Linked DNA regions of Homo sapiens: region 2 is linked to region 1. Evidence: chromatin loops called from intact Hi-C (ENCODE). Cell type or tissue: heart right ventricle. All regions are shown on one strand.

Evidence for each region. A loop is a pair of places that touch in the nucleus more often than their neighbours do. Peaks named below come from ENCODE experiments on the same cell type or tissue, not always from the same donor. Only the 100,000 strongest peaks of a DNase experiment are listed, where the experiment ranks them.
Region 2: it touches region 1 in a loop (2.1-fold over the local background); 2 of 110 quality-filtered maps call a loop at or near these places.

Annotation. Positions count from the first base shown.
Region 1 is chr4:123,897,825-123,905,824 of GRCh38, forward strand. All of the region lies in intron 4 of LINC01091 (long intergenic non-protein coding RNA 1091), which reads left to right. Among named protein-coding and RNA genes, the nearest start is that of LINC01091, 250 kb to the left of the region's middle. In heart right ventricle, a CTCF peak has its summit at 3,886; no DNase peak of the experiment used is centred here; H3K27ac peaks cover 2,695 bases.
Region 2 is chr4:124,070,209-124,078,208 of GRCh38, forward strand. The region is part of intron 2 of LOC105377407 (a long non-coding RNA gene); the gene reads right to left. Among named protein-coding and RNA genes, the nearest start is that of LINC01091, 420 kb to the left of the region's middle. In heart right ventricle, no CTCF peak of the experiment used is centred here; no DNase peak of the experiment used is centred here.

The sequences.
Region 1 (8,000 bases):
ATTGATACAACTTTAAAAGCAATTAATGAAAAGAATAAAAAGATAAAAAGGTCATGTTAAACAAGGACTGATACATTTCTGGTGGATTTCTTGATGAAGTCATTATCGACACTCTTACACAAGAGTGATTTGAGTGAGTTGAAATGGTCAAATAAAGAGCAGAGATGCTGTATTACAGATAGTGGCTGAGCTAGAAGATATTACATCAACGAATATATAAAGACTGTAAAAAGAATTGAGCTCCTTAAGGTCCTTTATTTGTCTATTTTATTTAATATTTTGCCTTTTCTCCTTTTGAAAAAAATTACACCAAACAGATTTTAATACCATACTACATATTAAGATAGGAATATTTGAATCAAATACCCACAGTATATTTCTTTTATGGATATGTTTTAAAAATCTCTTTTCACTGATTCTGGGGAACCAAGTAAAATTTGCCACTGTCTCAGTCATAATAGAGTCAATGTGGCCAACCTTGTTCACTGCCTATGGGAGGATGTATGAAGACCATTATTATTTCCAATCTTGCCCCATGGTTTGCCTGAGCAGCCATCACACCTAAAAGGTTTCCAAGATTTGCTACATATTTATATATGTAGTTTTCCATATTTGCTACATATTTATATACCTTTCTTGAATATAAAATCCATAACATAAAGTGTGTTATTGAACTGAAAGTTCCCAACTGTCTTGTGGAAAGGTATAGGTAAAATTTAAAGAAGAAAAAAAAAAAGACACTATCTAAAAAGTTTAAAATACCAGTCTAATAGATTGATGCAACTTTAAAAGCAATTAATGAAAAGAATAAAAAGATTAAGTGAGAAATATCTATTCTGTATTTATCCAATTATTAGGAAGTGCCTATTAATGGCTTAATAATGGTAATAGAAATTTCTGAAAATTAATTGTTTTTGGAGAAAATGGATTTTTTTTCAAATTACTAAGTAATGCTCAATTTAATGCTCAATTTTTTATTTTGGGCTTTGTCAGTTGGAAAAGAAAAAAGTTAAATTTCCTGGAAATTATGTTTGATAACACAGTAATTTAATTATCTTATCATTGTGCAGACTGATATTCAAGAAAATGATTTGCCATGGTAGATGTTTTGCTGACTTACTCTACAACTCAATTACAGCAGTATTTAAGGGCAAAGAGAAAATGGCTAGAAGTTACATTAATTTCATTGCAACTTTGACTTGTAGTTATTTTCAGTCTGATTTGGTAGGAGTTGGCTGGAGCTGTTTCATGGAAATGATCCTTATTTTTCTTTTGTAACCCTATGACCTCTTCCTTGAAAATAAATCTCTTCATTGACAGGCTCATTCAGAGTTGGTCTCAAATATTTTCCCCATCTCTCAGGTCTTCAGTTGGAAACCTGCCTGCATGGCCCTAGGGAATAACAAGCTTCTAACTGCATTATATGATCACTTCTTTGGAAATATATTTTGGTATCCATAGTTTTGATTTTCTATTAAGCAGTTGATTTTGCCATTAAGTTACGTGTCTATTATGAGTAGATGCTATTTCACTTGGTAGAAAATCCCCAAAGCAGGGCTTCAACAGGATAGGCATTCATTTCTCTGTTATGGAAATGAAATCTGAGGGTACTTATTTCAGGTGCGGATGCCACTGCATGGTGTCAGAGACTAAGGCTCCTTTGGTCTGGCTGCTCCACCACCCTCAGCACATAATTTCTATCCCAAATTTCAAGAAAACTCTTCTTGCTGTTGCCCCTTTGTCAGCATTCCAGCCAGCAAGGGGCAGGAAGGGTAGAGAAAAGGCAGGCCACTCTCACTAAGGACATTTCTAGAAAATGGCACACAATGTTTTCATTTACATTCTATCAGCTAAAACTTAAGCACAGGCCCATACCTGGAAGAAATGGAGTCCGGGAAGTGTAGTCTTGACTCCAGGTGGCCACATACCCAGCTAAGCCTGAGAGTTTTATAACAAAGGGAAGAGGGGAGACTGGATCCTGGAGAAAAAACAGTTATCTCTGCCACAGTTTTCTTCTCCCTGCTCAGCCTGTCACATCATCCCTGCCATTAAATCTCAGTTTCTGGTCTTCCTACTCAACTAAAGCTTTTTTGGATATTAGCCACTCTTTTTCTTCGGCTTTTGGAAAAATGATTTATCTGCTCTTGTCTTTATATACTATATTTGTATTTGTGTTCATCATGTTTTTCTCATCTATTAAATAGTATTCCTTAAGGAAAAAAGTCTTATGTATTCCAAGCCTAGTTGCGGATATGCACCCGAAGGAAATTCAGTAATACCATGACTAAAAGTCACAGGTACATAAATTAGACATACAAATAAATATTAGTACTCTTCTTGCCAGAACAAGGTTTCTTTAGAAATATCATAAAATTGGTCCGGGTGTGGTGGCTCACGCCTGTAATCCCAGCACTTTGGGAGGCCGAGGCAGGTGGATCACCTGAGGTCAGGAGTTCAAGACCAGCTTGACCAATATGGTGAAGCCCTGTCTCTACTAAAAATACAAAAAATTAGCCAGGCATAATGGTGGGCACCTGTAATCCCAGCTACTTGGGAGGCTGAGGCAGGAGGATTGCTTTAACCCGGGAGGTGGAGATTGCAGTGAGCCGAGATCATGCCACTGCTCTCCAGCCTGTGTGACAGAGTGAGACTACATCTAAAAAAAAAAAAAAAAAGGAAAAGAAATATCATAAAATCTATTATGTGTTCCTAGCAGGCTGCTCTGCTCTATTTTAAGTTTTTTTGTCTGATGGACTTCTGAGCTCTGCTGTCTGTCAATGGCACTATGGTTTTCCATTCATGAGTGACGTCTGAACAGTTGTGTCCTGTAGCCTGGAAGGTGAGATCCAAGAGACAAGGTCCTCAGATATAAACCGGAAGAATCCCTGAAAATATCCATTTTCCACAGCAACAATGAAACCAACACTCTGTGACTGAATAGTTCTTTATTCTCTCAGAGTACTAGGAAGAGATGTGAGAATGAGAATAAATATAAATGAATTGGTGCATACTTATTGATTGAGGTTTCCTAAATCAAGCTATGACTGTTTTATGGACAGGTTAAAAGCCAGTGTGTGGTAAACCAGCTTGATAATAATAATAAACAAGCCACTAGATATTCAAGATAAAATACAGGACAGCCAGTTAAATTTGGAGTTAGATAAAGAGTGAATTTTTAAAAATTATATATATGCCCTATGCAATATTTGGGATATATTTACACTCAAAAAGTTTCTATTTTTCTAAAATTCAGATGTAACCATGTTTCCTGTATTTTTATTTGCTAAATGTGATTTATGTTTTACTCTATCCATGGCACTTTGTAAGGCTCTTCTCTCAAAAGGTAGAGAGTATTTCTCTACTCTGCTGAATAGGGGCTGGCCTTAGACTTTCTTTGGCCAATAATATGTGGCCCAAGAAACACTGCAAATTGGGGTACCCAGGGTTAGGTTGCACTAGTAGACCCCCCAAATGAATGAAGTTTCTCAGGTGAGCCTGGATGAGCCTGCAGATGGGCCACTCAGCCAAACCACAGAATCCTGTGAAAGAGTGCATAGCTTTAGTTTTAACCCACTGTATTTTGGTGTAGCTTGCTAGGCAGCAATAGATATCTGATATAATTCTGATTAGAATGAGTATTTTTGAGCTCCTTTGAAATGATGAAGTTATTATAATGTTTATTATAATACTTAGGACGGTGACCTACTGTTTCTGGCGTGATGGCTGGATACTGAATGACTCTTCCAATGCATAATGTATAAATAAGCCTAGATAAAATATTTTAAAATACCATTTTATAAAAGAAACATGTCTGTATTGGCACAAAAAGAAAAATATCAAGAAAGCAAGAATAAAGTGAAAAAACAAAAAACAACCAGGAGGCAGTAGAGCACTGAGGCTAGAACAGATGAGATGAGAGCAAGGGCTGAAAATAGCCAAGATACTGATAAAAAAGAACACATTTTATTTTTTTCTTCTCATGCCTGCTCTCACCATTTATGAAGTACAAGTGAAAACTCACTTACCATGTATCTAAATACTTAAAAATAATACCTGAAACAAGCCCACAGCCTGGTCATGAATCCCACCAAGGATCCCACAGCCCATTCTCCAGGGATGGCCTTAGAAACTCAGAGGCTAAAGGACCGAATCCTTGCCCAAGCCAACCCTTCAATCTGATCTATCAGGTTGATCTTCTGGGGTCAGGCAGGGCAGAAGCTGAGACCAGTCCAGGAATCCTGGCAGTGAATGGACCAGGTCAAAACCAGGCTGGAAACTGAGTAGGACAAGCTCCCAGCTTCATCCTCCCCAGGCTGTTATATAAATGCCCCATGAATCCAAACATCATCCTGAGGATGAGGAGGGAGGGACAGGCAATCTTAGCAGCAATGGATTTGAGTATGGATCATTGAACTGACCGAATATAAATCCTAAATTAACTGAGCACAGACTCAACATATATCTGTTGTCAAACTGGAAGTGACTGAGTTGCTTTGAGGGGACAAGAGTAATTATTTTCTGCTTTATGGTGTTAATAAAACAAGTTAAGGCCGGGCACGGTGGCTCACACCTGTAATCCCAGCACTTTGGAGGCTGAGGTGGGCAGATCACGAGGTCAACAGATTGAGACCATCCTGGCCAACATGGTGAAACCCTGTCTCTACTAAAAAATACAAAAATTAGCTAGGTATGGTGGCACGCGCCTGTAGTCCCAGCTCCTCGGGAGGCTGAGGCAGGAGAATCGCTTAAACCTGGGACACGAAGATTGCAGTGAGCTGAGATCATGCCACTGCACTCCAGCCTGGTGACAGAGCGAGGGTGACAGAGCGAGATTCCGTCTCAAAAAAAAAAAAAAAGTTAAATCAGCTAATATAGTGAGCTAAATGAATCAATGCAAGGAATTACCATAGTGCCTTATCTGTACTAAATACTCAGAGATATTACTATTGCCATTGGTGCAAATCTGGACTCTAAAAAAAACTGAGTTCAATTTATGAAATGAAAGATTGCCATTTAGGTCTATTTCAGTCATATTGTATAAAGTAAACTCACTACAGTTGTGAAAAAGATATATAACAATAATGACTCAGAAATGATACCTTATGCTCGAAATCAAAATAACCAATATTTCTACTATTAAATCCAACATTGATGGTTTAATTTCAAGATAACATCATCCATCACATGTAATTCATTCTATTAGTTTCAATTGTATTATTTTTGCAATTTTTGAATTTAATTCATATGTATGCTATGATTATATAGTTTTACAAGCTGTATTCTCTGATTTAGTTTTTTTCTATATTTAAGTATTACCATTAAATAGTTAACACTAGTGGTCCTTAAAACATGTTCTCCTATAAGGAGGGTTCCTTGCAATTCAAGCATTCAACAAATATATAGTTTATTAAGCAGTATATTATGTAGTGAATACACAGAGGTGAATTAAATAGATGTAGTCCTTTCTCTTATGAGGCAGAGAATTTATGAACAAGATGACAATAGATAAAAATGTAGAACCTAGAAAGAAGTAAGAGGAAAGTAATAAAATCAACAGGGTAGTGCAGTATACTTTTATGAGAGGTTTTTAAGTTCCAAAAATAAATCAATGAATGATAAGAAAAAGAGAATTTTTCTTTCACATTTGTCTTTAGCTCACCTGAATTTTTACTTTTTATGATGCAAAGAAGAGATGCAGTATCATTTTCTTTCCTCCTGTGGGAATAGACTATTATCCCAGGACAATTTTTAGTGAGTTCTCTGTCAAATATAAAGTTTTATAAATATCTGGATCTGGGTTGTGGGTTTAGTTCCATCATTTCAGCAATACCATATTGACTTAAATGCTGTTTATCATAAGGTTTATAATAAGACTCAATTTCTGGTAAGGCCAGTAGCTCACTGGGTTCTGGACAAGAGGAGTCCTTACTTTAGTCTGTGCTTTAGCTGACCCACAGAAGTATTTTGTTTGGATTTGTTCGCATCTTGGTGTTCATAATTTTTTTTTTTTAGCAATCAGTTGAGCAAAAGAGAATTATGAGAGGGATTCATGACAGCTAAAGCCCCTAAGGCTAGAGGATAAAGGGGCTGAAAGCCACATACGTACATGAGGAAAGGAGAAAAATCAGTTTTGTCCTTGATATAGTTTGGATTTGTGTCCCTGCCAAAATCTCATGTTGATTTGGAGGAGGGCCTTGGTGGGAGGTGATTGGATTGTGGGAGTGGACTTCTCCATTGTGGTTCTCATGATAGTGAGTGAGTTCTTATGAGATCTAGTTGTTTGAAAGTGTGTGACACTTCCCTCTTTGTTCTCTCTCTTTCCTGCTCTGCCATGGTAAGACATGCTTGCTTCCCCTTCACCTTCCATCATGATTGTAAGTTTCCTGAGGCCTCTCAGTCATGCATCCTGTTAAAACTATGGAACTGTGAGTCAACTAAATCTCTTTTCTTCATAAATTACCCAGTCTTAGTTCTTTATAGCAGTGTGAGAAAAGACTAATACTGAAAATTGGTACTGGAAGTGGGGCACTGCTATAAAGATACCTGAAAATGTGGAAGTGATTTTGAAACTGGGTAACGGGTAGAGGTTGGAACAGTTTGGAGAACTCAGAAGAAGAGAGGAAGATGTGGGAAAGTTTGGAACTTCCTAGAGACTTGTTGAATGGTTTTGACCAAAATGCTGATAGTGATAAGGACAATGAAGTCCCAGCTGAGGTGGTCTCAGATGGAGATGAGGAAGTTATTGGGAACTGGAGTAAAGGTCACTCTTGCTATGCTTTAGCAAAGAGAGTGGTGGCATTTTGCCCCTGCCATAGACTTCTGTGAAACTTTGAACTTGAAAGAGATGACCTAGGGTATCTGGCAGAAGAAATTTCTAAGCCCCAAAGCATGCAAGATGTGACCTAGCTGTTTTTAAAAGTGTATGCTTGTATGTGTAAGCAAAGAAATGGTCTAAAATTGGAATTTATATTTAAAAGAAAAGCACAGTATAAAAGTTTGGAAAATTTGTTGCCTGGCTATGTGGTAGAAAAGAAGAACCCATTTTCTGGTGAGAAATTCAAGTTGGCTGCAGAAATTTGCATAAGTAAAAAAGAGCTGAATGTTAATAGCCAAGGCAATGGGGAAAATGTCTCCCGGGCATTTCAGAGACCTTCATGGAAGCCCCTCCCATCACAGGCCTGGATGCCCAGGAAGAAACAATGGTTTCCTGGACCAGGCCCAGGGCCCAGCTGCTCTGTTAGCCTTGGAACATGATGCTATGCATTCCAGCTGCTCCAGCTCCAGCCATAGCTAAAAGGGGCCAAGGTACAGCTCTGGCCATGGCTTCAGAGTGTGGAAGTCCCAAGCATTGGTGGCTTTCATTTGGTGTTGGGGTTGTAGATATGCAGAAGGCAAGAGTTGAGATTTGGGAACCTCCATCTAGATTCCAGAGGATCTATGGAAATGCCTGGATGTTCAGGCAGATGTCTGCTGCAGGGGTGCAGACCTCACGGAGAACTTCTGCTAGGGCAGTGCAGAGTGGAAATGTGGGGTTGGAGTCCCCACACAGAGTCCCCACTGGGGCACTGCCTAGTGGAGCTATAAGAAGAAGGCCACCATCCTCCAGACCCCAGAATGGTAGATCCACCGACAGCTTGCACTGTGTGCCTGGAAAAGCTGCAGACACTAAATGCCAACCTGTGAAAGCAGCTGGGGGGGGGCTCTACCATACACAGCCAAAGGGGTGGAGCTGCCCAAGGCCTTGGGAGCTCTCTGCTTGCATCAGCATGCCCTGGATGTGAGACATGAAGTCAAAGGAGATTATTTTGGAGCTTTAAGATTTAATGACTGTACTGCTGGATTTCAGACTTGCATGGGGCCTTTGGCCCTTTATTTTGGCCAATTTCTCCCTTTTGGAATGACAGTATTTTCCCAATGCCTGTACCCCCATTGTATGTTGGAAGTAACTAACTTGTTTTTGATTTTATAGGCTCATAAGCAGAAGGGACTTACTTTGTCTT
Region 2 (8,000 bases), 170 kb after region 1:
ATCAGATCTCATGAGAACTCTATCCTGAGAACAGGATCAAAGGTGGAAATCCACCCATAATTCAATCACCTCCCACCAGGCCCCACCTCCAACACTGGGGACTACAATTGGACATGAGATTTGGGCAGGAACACAAATCCAAACCATATCTCTAGCCAAGAGACTGGTTTCTATCTCACCTGACTCAGATGCAACCAGTGTCAGAGTATAAAAGCCACTGAAAACAGAAGTAAGTAACATGCTGCAGTTCTGCAGGCAAATGCCAGGGTGAGCAAAAAATCATAAAAAGTTTGAGAGGATTAGAACCTCCAGTTAGCCCAACTGGTGAAAATCTTTCTTTGCACAAGGTCAGTATGCAAAGACTGGGACTGGTGGTCATTTTTCAAATGAGCAAATCCCAGGAAAAAATTACAATACATACAAAGAAAGAAGAAATTTGACCACACAAAGGAACAAAATAAAACCTAAGAAACCAACCCTAAGAAATACAGATCTATGAGCTGCCTCATAAAGAATTTGAAATAGTCATCATAGAGATATTCAAGACATTCAATGAACTTTAAAAAAGAAGATCACAGATAGACAACTAAATGGAAACAGGAAAACTGCATGAACAAAATGAGAATATCAACAAAGAGACAGAAGCTATTACAAAGCTCCAAGCAAATATTCTGGAGCTGAAAAATACAGAAATTGAACTGAAAAATTTATTAGAAAATTTCAGCAGCAGATTTGATAAAGCAGAAGAATCAGTTAACTTGAAAATAGGTCATTTGAAATCATCAAATTAGAGGCACATAAAGAAAAAAGAATGAAGAAAAGAAAAAAGAGCCTTGGGACTTATGAGTTACTATCAACGGGGCCAATATACACATTACGGGAATCCTAGAATTAGAAGAGGGAGTAAAGGGTGAGATACAGTATTTAAAGAAACAATGACTAAAAACTTCCCAAATCTGAGGAAAGAAATGAACTGTCAGTGAAATAAAACAGTCTAAAATCAAAGGCAAAAGAGAGAATCTTGAAAACAGCAAGAGAAAAATGATTTGTCACATACAAGGGAATCTCAATACGACTCTCTGTGGATTTCTCAGCAGAAACTTTGCAGGCTAAAAGACAGTGGGATGATATTTTTAAAGTACTGGGGCAAACAACAATTGTTGACCAAGATTACTGTATCCAGCTAAATAATCCTTCAAAATTGAAAGATAAATCAAGATTTTCTGCAGAGAAACAAAACCTGACAGATATTACCACTAGACATGCTCTGCAAGAAATGGTGAAGCAACTAAATCAAGTTGAAACAAACAAACAAACAAAAAACGGTAGACAATAACACAAAGCTGTAGGAAAATATAAGGTTCTCCCATAAAGATAAAATCATGAACAAATATAGTAACCTGTACTATTGCAATTTTGATACAAATAATTTAAATGACAAAAGCATTTTAAAAACTACAATTGTATGTTAATGGGTACACAGTATATAGAAATGTAATTTGTAAAAATGGTAACATAAATTGGAAGAGCGGAGCTGTAAAGAGATAGAAGTTTTGTATGTAATTAAAGTTAATTTGTTATAAGTTTAAGATGGAATGCTATAATTTAAAGTGTTTTATGTAATTGCAATCATAGCCAAACTTAAATGGAAATGGAAAGGAAATAAAAATCACTATAGAAAAATCAATAAGACACAAAGGAAGGCAGCAATAGAGAAAAGAAGGGACAAAATCCCATGGAATAACAGAAAACAATGAACAAAATGGCAATAATAAGCCTTTTCCTATCAGCAATTACCTTAAGTACAAATGGATTACACTTCCCTATTAAAAGGCATAGATTGGACCAAGCACAGTGGCTTCCACCTATAATCCCCACACTTTGGAAGATCGAGATGCAAGGATCACTTTAGGCCAGGAGATCAAGACCAGCCTGAAACCCAGTCTCTAAAAAATTTTCTCAAACTTAGCTGGCATGATGGCATGCACCTGTAGTCCCAGATATTTGGGTAGCTAAGGCAGGAGAATCACTTGAGCCTAGGAGTTTGAGGCTGTAATGAATTATGTTTGTACCACTGCACTCCAGCCTGGGTGACTCAGCAAGACCCTGACCCTGTCTATTAAAAAAAAAAAAAAAAGATAGATTGGCTGAGTGAATAAAAACAAAAAAAATTCCACTTTTATGCTATCTACAAGGGACTCACTTTAGATCTAAAGACACACAGGATGAAAGTGAAAGGATAATAAAAGATAGTCACATTTGTGACTACACAAATATAAGATAAAATAGACTTCAAGGGGGCAGGGCCAAGATGGCTGACTAAAAACAGTGTGTTTGGAGGATCTATCACAAAAAAACATAATAAGCATGTGAAACCTTCACTGGCAATCAAGGTATTCAGGTTCTCTCATCAGAACTCACTAGGAGGCTGGCATGACTCCATGGAGAAAAGGAAGAACAGTGTGGTGCAGTGTGGTGCAGCTCTCCACCTGAGAGCCACATGAGGCAGGGGACCCCCTCTCCCCAGCCAAGGAAGGCCATGAGTGTGCTACCCAGCCAGGGAAACTGTGCTTTTTACAGCACTGGGACTCACAACTGCCTAACATGCTAAGCTCCCTGGGTGGGGAAAAGGTGTTATCCATCTCTATAGATTCAAGCTATGCATTTCCCCTGCTGTATGCAGGGAGGCTGGACTGCTTGGTCCCAAGACTTGTCCCCCACAGCCCAACATACCAGCTGTGGCAGTCTGCAGCCAGAGTGCCTCTTCAGGCCTGACCCTGACCCATCCTTCCTCATTGGGTGGTTCTTCCCTGCAGGAACTCCAGAAACTCCAGCCAGAGGCTCAGGGACAGAACCCAGATCTCCCTGGGCCTGAGCCCCTATGGGGAAGGGTGGCCTCAGTCTCAGCAGCCTAGCAGACTTAGCCTTTCCTCCTGGTAGTTCTGAGGATTCCAGGTAGCCCAGAGGAGTGGGTTTTCCCCTAGCAAGGCACATTGCCACCACCAAGGGACAATGTGCTTCATTAAATTGGTCCTATTCCCTGTGCCACCCAACTGGGTGAGACCTTCCAACAGGGGTTGTCAGAGACCCTACACAGGCACAATCTTACTGACATCAGGTTGGTAACCCTCAAGGTCAGAAGTCCCAGAAGAAGGAGCAGGCACCCATCTTTGCTGTTCTCCAGCCTCCTTGAGTGATATCTCCACACACGGGAGCGAATCAGATGAATAGGGCCTGAAGTGAACTCCCAGCAAACTGCAGCAGCCCAAAAAAGAGGGACCTGACCATTGAAAGAAAAACAAACAAGTGGAAAACAACAATAGCATCAACAACAACAACAAAGCCCCCACAAAACCTCCATCCAAGGATCAGCAGCCTCGAAGGCCAAAACTGGACAAACTCATGAAGATGAGAAAGAATCAAGGAAAAAATGCTGAAAACCCAAAAGGCCAGGATGCCTCTTCTCCTCCAAATGATTGCAACATCTCTCCATCAAACGCACAGAACAGGATGAAGGATCAGGTGGGTGAATTGACAGAAGTAGGCTTCAGAAGATGGGTAATAAAAAACTATGCTAAGCTAAAGGAGCATGTTCTAACCCAATGCAAAGAAGCTAAGAACCTTGATAAAAGTTAGAAGAATTGCTAACTAGAATAACCAGTTTAGAGAGACACATAAATGACCTGATGGAGCTGAAAAACACAGCATGAGAACTTCGTGAAGCATACACAAGTATCAGTAGCCAAATCGACCAAGCAGAAGAAAGGATATCAGACTTTGAAGACCACCTTGCTAAAATAAGTCATGCAATTCAAGACTAGAGAAAAAATAATGAAAAGGAATGAATAAAGTCTTCAAGAAATATGGGACTTCATAAAAAGACTGAACCTACAATTGATTGGAGTACCAGAAGGAGACAAGGAGAATGGAAACAAGCTGGAAAACACACTTTAGGATATTATCCAGGAGAATTCCCCAACCTAGAAAGACAAGCAAACATGCAAATTCAAGAAATGCAGAGAACACCACTAAGATACTCCACGAGAAAATCAACCCCAAGACACATAATCATCAGATTCTCCAAGGTTGAAATGAAAGAAAAATTGTTAAGGGCAGCCAGAGAGAAAGGCCAGGTCACCTACAGAGGGAAGCCCATCAGACTAACAGTGGACCTCTCAGCAGAAACTCTACAAGCCAGAAGAGATTGGGGGCCAATATTCAACATTCTTAAAGAAAAAAATTTTCAACCTAGAATTTCATATCCAGCCAAACTAAGCTTCATAAGCAAAGGAGAAATAAAATCCTTTTCAGACAAGCAAATGCCAAGGGATTTCATTACCACCAAGCTTGCCCTGCAAGAACTCCTAAATGAAGCACTAAATATGGAAAACAAAAACCTGTACCAGCCACTGAAGAAACACACCAAAATATAAAATATAAAGACCAATGACACTATGAAAAAACTGCATCAACTAGTGTGCAAAATAACCAAATAGCAGCATGATGACAGGATCAAATTCACACATAACAATACTAAACTTAAATGTAAATGGGCTAAATGCCCCAATTAAAAGACACAGACTGGCAAATTAGATAAAGAGTAAAGACCCATTGGTGTGCTGTATTCAGGAGACCTATCTCACCTGCGAAGACACATATAGGCTCAAAATAAAAGGATGGAGGAAATTTTACCAAGCAAACGGAAAGCAAAAAAAAAAGCAGGGGTTGCAATCCTAGCCCTGACAAAACAGACTTTAAACCAACAAAGTTCGAAAATGGCAAACAAGGGCATTACATAATGGTACAGGGAACAATTCAACAAGAAGAGCTAACTATTCTAAATATATATGCACCCAATGCAGGAGCACCCAGATTCATAAAACTAGTTCTTAGAGACCTACAAAGAGACTTAGACTCCCACACACAATAGGAGGAGACTTTAATACTCCACTGTCAGTATTAGACAGATCAATGAGACAGAAAATTGACAAGGATATTCACAACTTGAACTCAGCTCCAGATCAAGTGGACCTGGTAGACATCTACAAAACTCTCTACCCCAAATCAACAGAATATACATTCTTCTCAGTGCCACATGGCACGTATTCTAAAATTGACCACATAATTGGAAGTAAAACACTCCTCAGCAAATGCAAAAGAATGGAAATAATAACAAACAGTCTCTCAGACCACACAGCTCAATCAAATTAGAACTGAAGATTAAGAAACTCACTCAAAACCACACAATTACATGAAAATTAAACAATCTGCTCCTGAATGATTCCTGGGTAAATAAGGAAATTGAGACAGAAATCAAGAAGTTATTTGAAACCAAGGAGAACAAAGACACAACATACCAGAATTTCTGGGACACAGCTAAAGCAGTGTAAGAAAGAAATTTATAGCACTAAATGCCCACATCGGAAAGCTAGAAAGATCTCAAATTGACATTCTAACATCACAATTAAAAGAGCTAGAAAGGCAAGAGAAAATGAATCCAAAAGCCAGCAGAAGACAAGAAATAACTGAGACACTGAGACCAGAGAAGAATTAAAGGAGATAGAGACATGAAAAACCCTTGAAAAAAAATCAATGAATCCAGGAGCTGTTTTTTTTTGAAAAAATTAACAAAATAGACCACTAGCTAGACTAATAAGGAAGAAAAGAGAGAATAACCCATTAGACACAATAAAAAATTATAAAGGGGATATCACAGTGACCCCATAGAAATACAAAATACTGTTAGAGAATACTAAAAACACCTCTTCACAAATACACTAGAAAATACAGAAAAAATAGATAAATTCTTGGACACATACAGGCTCCCAAGACTGAATCAGGAAGAAGTTGAATCCCTGAACAGAACAATAGCAAGTTCTGAAATTGAGGCACTAATTAATAGCCCACCAACCAATAAAAGCCCAGGACCAGATGGATTCACAGCTGAATTCTACCAGAAACACAAAAAGGAGCTGGTACAATTCCTTCTGAAACTATTCAAAACAATAAAAAAGGAAGGACTCCTCCCTAACTCATTTTATGAAGACAACATCATCCTGATACCAAAACCAGGAAGAAACATAATTAAAAAAAGAAAACTTCAGGCCAATATTCCTGATGAACATTGGTGTGAAAATCCTCAATAAAATACTGGCAAACCAAATCCAGCAGCACATCAAAAAATTTATTCAACATGATCAACTTGACTTCATTCCTGGGATGCAAGGCTGGTTCAACAAATGCAAATCGATAAATGTAATCCATCACATAAACAGAACCAAAGACAAAAACTACATGATTATCTCAATAGATGCATAAAAGGCCTTTGACAAAATTCAACATCCCTTCATGTTAAAACTCTCAGTAAACTAGGTATTGATGGAACATATCTCAAATTAATAAGAACTATTAATGATAAACCCACAGCCAATATCATATTGAATGGGCAAAAGCTGGAAGCATTTCCTTTGAAAACTGGTACGAGACTAGGATTCCCTCTCTCACCACTGCTAGTCAACATAGTATTGGAAGTTTTGGCCAGGGCAATCAGGCAAGAGAAAGAAATAAAGGGAATTCAAATAGGAAGAGAGGAAGTCAAATAGTCTCTGTTTGCAGATGACATGATTTTATATTTAGAAAACCTCACCATCTCAGGCCAAAAACTCCTTAAACTGACAAGCTACTTCAGCAAAGTCTCAGGATACAAAATCAACGTGCAAAAATCACAAGCATCCCTTTATGCCAACAATAGACAAGCAGAGAGCCAAATCATGAATGAACTCCCATTCAGTCACCACAAAGAGAATAAAATACCTAGGAATACAGCTAACAAGGGATGTGAAGGACCTCTTCAAAGAGAACTGCAAACTACTGCTCCAGGAAATAAGAGAGGACACAAACAAATGGAAAAATATTCCACACTCATGGATAGGAAGAATCAATATCGTGAAAATGGCCACACTGCCCGAAGTAATTTATACATTAAATGCTATTCCCATCAAACTACCATAGACATTCTTCACAGAATTAGAAAAAAACTATTTTAAATTTCATATGGAATCAAAGAAGACCCCAGATAGCCAAGACAATCCTAAGCAAAAATAGCAAAGCTGGAGGCATCAGGCTACCTGATTTCAAACTATATTATAAGGGTACTGTAACCAAAACAGCCTGGTACTGGTACAAAACAGATATATAGACCAATAGAGCAGAACAGAGACCTCAGAAATAACACCACATATCTACAACCATCTGATCTTAGACAAACCTGACAAAAACAAGAAATGGGGAAAGGATCTCCTCTTCAGTAAATGGTGCTGGGAAAACTGGCTAGCCACATGCAGAGAACTGAAACTGGGCCGCTTCCTTACACCTTATACAAAAATTAACTCAAGATGGATTAAAGACTTAAGTGTAAAACCCAAAACCATAAAAACTCTAGAAGAAAACCTAGGCAAGGCAATACCACTCAGGACATAGGCATGGGCAAAGACTTCATGACAAAAATGCCAAAAGCAATTGCAACAAAAGCCAAAATAGACAAATGTTAGCTAATTAAACTAAAGAGCTTCTGCACAGCAAATAAAACTATCATCAGAGTGAAAAGGCAACCTACAGAATGGGAGAAAATTTTTGCAATCTACCCATCTGACAAAGGTCTAATATCCAGAATTTACAAGGAACTTAAACAAATTTACGAGAATAAAAACAAACAACCCCATCAAAAAGTTGGCAAAGGATATGAACAGACACTTCTCAAAAGAAGACATTTATGTGGCCAACAAATATATGATAAAAAGCTCAACATCACTGATCATCAGAGAAATGCAAATCAAAACCACAATGAGATACCATCTTGTGACAGTCAGAATGGAGATTATTTAAAAAGTCAGGAAACCATAGATGCTGGTGAGGCTATAGAGAAATAGGAATGTGTTTACACTGTTGGTGGGAATGTAAATTAGTTCAGTTATTGTGGAAGACAGTATGCCAATTCCTCA